Regions from separate parts of the Mus musculus genome. Here all the other regions are linked to region 1. Evidence: chromatin loops called from intact Hi-C (ENCODE). Cell type or tissue: heart. All regions are shown on one strand.

Region 1 (2,500 bases):
ACTCCCACCAACACCACCCTTTATTTAATTTTTTTTCTTTTATTTTATTTAAAATTTTTCTTCCTCCGTCTCTTGGACCTCCATTCCAAACATTTTCCAAACCAACAAAGAAAAAGTTCTCACAGTGGCACCGGTGCCAGGCCAGGCTGGCTCTCTGCTGCGGATTCCCCCTACCCTTTCCTGGACACTTGACTCAACCTTGCACGCCAGTGTGTAGAGTGTGCGGCTGTGGGTGGGTGGGTGGGAGGGCGAGCCCCCCACCCCCGCCCCTGAAACTTCTATAGCAAATAGCAAGCATCCAGCTAGACTCAGTCGCGCAGCCCCTCCCGGCGGGCAGCGCACTATGCGGCTCGAGTGGGCGCCCTTGTTGCTGCTACTGCTGCTGCTGAGCGCGTCCTGCCTGTCCCTGGCCGCTGACAGCCCCGCCGCGGCACCTGCCCAGGATAAAACCAGGCAGCCTCAGGCTGCAGCAGCGGCCGCCGAGCCGGACCAGCCGCAGGGGGAGGAAACACGGGAGCGAGGCCATTTACAACCCTTGGCCGGGCAGCGCAGGAGCGGCGGGCTGGTCCAGAATATAGACCAACTCTACTCTGGCGGTGGCAAAGTGGGCTACCTTGTCTACGCGGGCGGCCGGAGGTTCCTGCTGGACCTGGAGAGAGATGACACAGTGGGTGCTGCTGGTAGCATCGTTACTGCAGGAGGAGGGCTGAGCGCATCCTCTGGCCACCGGGGTCACTGTTTCTACAGAGGCACCGTGGACGGCAGCCCTCGATCCCTAGCTGTCTTTGACCTCTGCGGGGGTCTCGATGGCTTCTTTGCAGTCAAGCATGCGCGCTACACTCTAAAGCCACTCCTGCGTGGGTCCTGGGCAGAGTATGAACGAATTTATGGGGATGGATCTTCCCGCATCCTGCATGTCTACAACCGCGAGGGCTTTAGCTTCGAGGCCCTGCCGCCACGCGCCAGTTGCGAGACTCCTGCATCCCCATCTGGGCCCCAAGAGAGCCCCTCGGTGCACAGTAGATCTAGGAGACGCTCAGCGCTGGCCCCGCAGCTGCTGGACCACTCAGCTTTCTCGCCATCTGGGAACGCGGGACCTCAGACTTGGTGGAGGCGTAGGCGCCGTTCCATCTCCAGGGCCCGCCAGGTGGAGCTCCTCTTGGTGGCTGACTCGTCCATGGCCAGGATGTATGGGCGGGGCCTGCAGCATTACCTGCTGACCCTGGCCTCCATCGCCAACAGGCTGTACAGTCATGCAAGCATTGAGAACCACATCCGCCTGGCGGTGGTGAAGGTGGTGGTGCTGACGGACAAGGACACGAGTCTGGAGGTGAGCAAGAATGCGGCCACGACCCTCAAGAACTTTTGCAAATGGCAGCACCAACATAACCAGCTAGGGGATGATCACGAAGAGCACTACGATGCAGCCATCCTGTTCACCCGAGAGGTAGGTACAGAAGGTGGGTGCCCAGCCCTGGGATACAAAGACTGGTGGAAGGGCAGGTCTTGCTAGTGGCTCTGCTTCTCCCATAAAGGACTTGTCACTCAATAGAGATTTACTTAAATGCATCTTGCATGCAAACCACTCAGCCCCCACTTACACTCAGGTGTTTCGGTGAGCCTCTGCAGTAATCTCTGCTTTAAGTGAGGCGACTTTATGAGATCAACACTCGCTAAGGCTGGACGCCAGTCAGACAGGACACTGTGGTGTATGGCCGCGATAAGGAGGTGTACAGTTACATGGCAAAAGGAGGAAAGTAAGACTGTCGTCTGAAATTGCATGTTTTCTACTTCCCAGTGAAGACGAAAGTACTACTTTGTCCTACTTAATGGGAAGGACTTGAAAGTTGGCAGTTGCTTTTATCTGATTGATGGCCTCCCTTGTAAATGTCCTTAAACGAACTCTTCTGCAACACTGGTCTTTTCCAAAGGACTGCTTTTTCTAATGTGGCTTCCAAATGGGCTTCTGACATATCCACCTTGGAATCTGAGTTCCTGAGAAGGAAGGAATGTGGGAGGGTCAAGGGGATGCGGAAGCCCAATCAGCAGTGAGGACAACCCCCCACCCCACCCCCCACCCCAGGCCCTCTACCAGCACATCTGAAGCACCACCCTCCCGCCCAACTGCCAAACAAGGGTCAAATCCAGTTGGAAGGTTTGGGGTTTGGATGAATGTGTTTCTGAAGTTCTGGGCAGAGCTTCAGGATGTGGGGAAGAACGTTTTCCAAGGACTTCCCCACGTTAAGGGTGATGGTTACCGAGAAGGAAAAGAGATGGATCATTATGAGCCCAGACATTCTGGGAGCAACACATCTATTTACACAGTTACCAGACCACCATGTCAGCGTGACGTTTCAGACCAAAAGTCCTGCTGATAGTTGTGAGCCTGAGCATTCAGAAAGCTGTCCCCATTACCATCCTTGTTGAATTTTGTCTTCCCAACTAGCCCCCTCCTAGTGTGTGTATGTCTGTGTCTGTGTGTGTGTGTGTTCTATCGATG
Region 2 (2,500 bases), 350 kb before region 1:
CTCTGTTACTTCTCTCAGAATAGTTGTTTCCAGCTCCATTTAGTTACCTGCAAGTTTCAAATTTTCATTTCGCTTTAAATAAGCATATTCCCTTTAGAATACCCACAGAGGTTAGGTAGCTAACAAGGGAGCAGAAAAAAGAAAGGAAGCTCCCAAGGCGGGAGAAATCGTATATAGTGCTATGAAGAAATTGAGGGAAGTTTATAAAGAAGGGTTAAATACTTTGGGAACAGAATGAACGCGGGATGTATGAGGAGAGGAGGGCAAGGTAGAAGAATAGATCTGTGGAAAGATTGCTCTAACTAAAGGCCTTTGGAAAAGCCATATAGAAACATATATAGAAACTTCCTAATACATATACCTCTCTGTGTATATGTGTGTATATGTGTGTATATGTGTGTATATGTGTGTATATGTGACTTGAACGCAGGTAATCAAGGTGATCAGTAGAGGCCATCAAACATCAGCTCTCTTGACATTCAGGTTCCAGGTAGCTCTGAACACCTTGATTGGGATCTAATCATCCGAGTAGTAAGAGCAGCAAGCTCCCTTAAATACTCAGCCATCTCAAAAAAAAAAAATTAAGAAGAAAATTTCAGTAATAAAACTTGATAGTTCCTTTGATTTTTAAGTATTTTATTTATTCTTTGAAAGTTCTCCATATGTACACACTGTATATTTAGATCCAGCCAATAAATGCCATATCTTCTAAAGGACAGTGAGTCTCCAATAGTAACCACTCATTGCAAACAGTTTCTCCTTGTCAAGGTGGGATCTTTGGGTCCCCACTATCTATACTTTGCATAGTATCATTCCTATTAATAATTATACACAGATATCATAGTGTGACATCGGCATATCCTATATCTTCTTCCACACTATATAAGTCTGCAATGAAGGTACTGACAGGTCACAGTACATCAACGAAATCAAAACTCTGAAAACATACAATGAAAGGCACACTGTGGACATATTTTCATTTAAAAGTTCTGATGAAGAATGTTTATAGCTGCCTCATTAATGTTAACATGATTGAGACACTTTGGTAAGGACTTAATAAGAACTGGGGTGTTGGTGTGTTCCTTGTGAGTGTTCACTGTCTCAACATTACACAAACCCTGAATAAGGCCCAAAACATGTGCCCCACTGTTCCCGCAGCTCCGTGCTCACCAGTTGACCACATCTGGAATTGGTAGTCTGGCAAAGAGCAAGGGAGGGAGCATGTACTAGGCTGTTTTGCAACTTGGAGGAAGCCGGGGAGTGCCAAGAAAAATGGCAAAGCAAACACTTTGCTACTGACGGTCTGGATCCAGCTTTCTTGCCATAACAGAATGGTGTCAAATTGGCCCGGTAAAGCACCGAAAGCACTACTCAGAATAAATAAGGCAATGAAGGCTTGTGTTTATGAGGATAGATTAAAGAAGTTCTACAAGTGTGACTTGGCCATGAAAACATGAAATGAGAATATGAAAACTATGAGTAAGTACATGAAAATTCACCATGATTAGGAGGGAAATGAATTGTTTAATCAATGAACAAACCTTGAGAATGAGTATCTTAAACTGAACCGACCTTAAGAGAAATAAGAAAAGACAAGCATTTCCTAAGTTAAAAGTAATGTAGAAGAACAGAAACCTAAGCATATAGTCCTTATCATGAGGCTATCCAGGGTGTATTGTAAAGGAATGATGATTCATTATGGCCATAAAGCACCAGGAAAGTGGAAAACTGACTGGCAACAAACACCAACAATTTAGCAAGTTTGTTATGAGAAAGAGATTCTATGGCTTTCAGAGTGCGTTTCCAAAGTAGACAATGTAATGAATTCTTTCCTCTCTACATCATCTCTATTGACAGACTACAACAAAACCTACTCAGGTGGGGAAAAAAATGTATATATGTGTATATCTCCAACTTTTTAGTTTTCTTACCTTAATAGACACACACACACACACACACACACACACACACACACACACACACACACACACAAGACTGGTCCAGCATGAATAAAAATTGGATTAATAAATTACCAAATAAGTTCTTAACCTCTTCCCCACCACCTCTCCAGAGAATACAACATTTCAGCTAATTAAGTCATAAGTCTTCAGGAACAGGGTGGTTGCTGACTTTGGTAATCTGCTCTCAAGAACTTGCAAAATGTATCTCAGAGGGACAGGCATGGCATTACTCAAAAATACAAGGAATATTTTTTTAAATAGAGAGAAGAATATGGAAAAAAACAGATTAAAAATTTCACTGACTAGAAAAACTACACTTAGAAGATGCTGTAAATTATGGCGGTAGTTTCTGCAAGTCCTGTTTAAATAGCACCAAGAAGAAACATTCAGTTCAGTGCTGTCCACTGCCGGGAAAAGCACATGAATCAAGGGAATGTACTAATGACTCTGATTGACTCATTCCACAATGAACAGTAATGTATATGCAAGCAAGCACACACCCAGAAGCCAAGGAAGGATGGTGAGTTTAAAGTCAGCAT
Region 3 (2,500 bases), 400 kb before region 1:
GAATTCCTTGGTCTTGAGACTTTGTTAAATTCCTTCATGCTTGTGACCTCAATCTGACTCAGATTCTTAGGACACAGAGAGAATGCAGTATGTGCAGTATCTTGCTAAAATGACTCCTCATCTGTGGACTGGAAAACACAGTCCCTTGTGACCCTTTGAAAACCCAGGAGTACAGGACACCAGAACACTGCCATCAGTAACAACTAAGCCGTGCTCATCAGAGATCATAGAGACTGAAGCAGCAGCCACCCACGGATCCTGCATGGGTCTGCGCCATATCCTCTGCATACATGCTGTAGTTATTTACCTTGAGTTTTGTTGGACTCCTAGCAATGGCAGTGGGCAGTGCCATTGACTCTTTTGCCACACCGTAGGACTTCATCTAGCCTTGAAGGAGGGCATATCCCTAGTATTATTGAATCTTATTGTACCAAGTTTGATACCACAGGGAGGCCTGTTCTTCTCTGAAGGGAAATGGAGGAACACTGGGTCTGGGGGAGAGGAGAGGTGATATGGGATCTGAGAGGACGGGATGGAGAGGAGACTTAAATACCTACATATTGGATTAGACAGAATGAATAAATGAATGAATGCATGAATGAATGAATAGAGAAAGTAGGAATCAAGATATCACTTTCTATTTTTCTTTTGGCATTTTGCTCTCCTGTACTCTAACATCCAAACTTATTGTTCCCAATTACCTGAATTAATTACTTTCCTTACTATTGTGACAAAATATTCATCAAAATAAACTTAAAGAAATAAGGATATCGTCCATCATAGTGGGATCATATGCGGGTAGGCTATGAGGCAACTCATTATATTGCATTGCATTAACCAGGCAACAGATACCTACAGATACAACAGTACTAAACCTCGTTATTTAACAGAATTATTCTCCAGTAACCAGAAACATATCCAGGTAACCTACATTGTGAGGTTCTTAAAGTATAGAAAGTAGATAGGTATTCAGGAAATGGCCTCTCTGGCTTTTGTAGATGGCATAGTAATGTTAAAGAATCCTAGGAAGCAGACAGAGAGGGCCCATTCAACAGGAACCCACATGTGAAACAGACATGGGAAAATTAGTCCACTGCGTTGGCCGAATGGAATGTAGCAGATAGTTAACATATAACTACACTCTCCACTTTGTGCCAAGGAAACAGTTCTGAGATGTACAAGACCTTCTGAAGGTAATGTGGGTTTGAGTAGCCTAGGATGGTTTTAGAGATTCTGATAGGATTAAACATCAAACCGAATACAAAAAACTTAAAAGTGCTGTGCCAAGATAGATAATATGATGTGAGGAGCTGAATTACTCCCCCTTATATTCTATAAATTGAAGCTATAATACTCATTGCAGAGGTTAATCCTAAAGGATTAGTGTCATTATAATAAAAGACACTAGAGGGCTCTGCTTCCATCCCCATGAGAAGACATACTGAGAACACCACCAGAAAAACAGGAGTTGAGTTGAATGCCATTTAACTTGGACTTCTGGACTGCACATATTTGGGCCAGTGCATTCATGTTATCTAAGACCCTGGTCCTTTGTATCTTATTGTGAACATCTGAGCTTGTGTAGACAGAGTGAATGATATCTGGTGAGAGAGAGAGAGAGAGAGAGAGAGAGAGAGAGAGAGAGAGAGAGAGAGAGAGAGAACATGAATATAATTCATCAGTTAAATGAGCCACCTCAAGGGAAGAAATGTAATTCTATCCAGAGGAGCATCATCATTTGGAAATAATGGAATGGAGGAGGCTGTAGGGAAGGATGGAAGGAAGGTAGGCTGTAGAACTTAATCGAGGCTGTAGAATTTTATAAGTCTCCAATAAAGCTATGGTATGCGTGGTCTTCAAGTAAAGGGAAGGACTGAGCCTCCAGCAACAACAGCTTAAACACTTAGCACTCCCACCTCAGGAACAGGGTGGAGATGGCTGGGAGGGATGGACACCAAGCCAAAGAAAACTATTCTTTTGCCTCAAGACTCTAGTATTTACTATTAATATTGGAACGAGCAAAGTTTGACTGCATTTTGTATGTGATAATGTATGAAAATGAGTCTATGAGTAATGCAATGGAATGGACAGAGTCTCATGTCTGAAAAAAAATTGTAGATGGTAGCTCTTTATCCAAAGCTTTATTTAAAGGAAGTATGAATTAGGGTTCAAAGACATCATGTGCTTAGAGCTTTGATCTTATAAGGCCGATGTTCCTAAAAGAAGAAAACCTGGTTACTCTCTGTGAGCTTGTGAGAACAAACAGAATGCAGTTATCTGTAATTCAGGAAAAAGGACTCACTTGAAGAGGACTCATATCCTCTATTTTGGAATTACTGTAAGCAAATACATTTAAGAAACCTTATTTATAGTATTTCTTATGGAGGCTCCAGTGATCTAACAAATGAGACTAAATAGTCTCATTTTAAAAATGCTTTGAACTAACTGTCTCTTACTAAATTACTCTAATCCCAATTGTATAAAAATAATTTTGTTAAGA

The links. Hi-C counts contacts between places; a loop is a spot of excess contacts. Peaks named below come from ENCODE experiments on the same cell type or tissue, not always from the same donor. Only the 100,000 strongest peaks of a DNase experiment are listed, where the experiment ranks them.
Region 2: a loop joins it to region 1, with 2.3 times the contacts of the local background. A loop is called at or near these places in 2 of 42 quality-filtered maps.
Region 3: it touches region 1 in a loop (2.9-fold over the local background); 6 of 42 quality-filtered maps call a loop at or near these places.

Annotation. Positions count from the first base shown.
Region 1 is chr16:85,898,111-85,900,610 of GRCm38, reverse strand. It overlaps Adamts5 (a disintegrin-like and metallopeptidase (reprolysin type) with thrombospondin type 1 motif, 5 (aggrecanase-2)), which reads left to right. Exons shown (of 8, transcript NM_011782.2): 1 at 1-1,447. The coding sequence starts at 344. Gm46558 (a long non-coding RNA gene) reads right to left here and starts at 811. Exons shown (of 3, transcript XR_001781962.2): 1 at 614-811. In heart, CTCF peaks have their summits at 349 and 1,157; DNase peaks (open chromatin) are centred at 580, 1,060 and 2,110; H3K4me3 peaks cover 1,489 bases; H3K27ac peaks cover 1,134 bases; H3K27me3 peaks cover 260 bases.
Region 2 is chr16:86,248,916-86,251,415 of GRCm38, reverse strand. The region is part of intron 3 of Gm32357 (a long non-coding RNA gene); the gene reads right to left. Among named protein-coding and RNA genes, the nearest start is that of Gm32357, 14 kb to the right of the region's middle. In heart, no CTCF peak of the experiment used is centred here; a DNase peak (open chromatin) is centred at 1,185.
Region 3 is chr16:86,301,592-86,304,091 of GRCm38, reverse strand. No RefSeq gene overlaps it. Among named protein-coding and RNA genes, the nearest start is that of Gm32357, 67 kb to the right of the region's middle. In heart, a CTCF peak has its summit at 1,406 (motif pointing right); no DNase peak of the experiment used is centred here.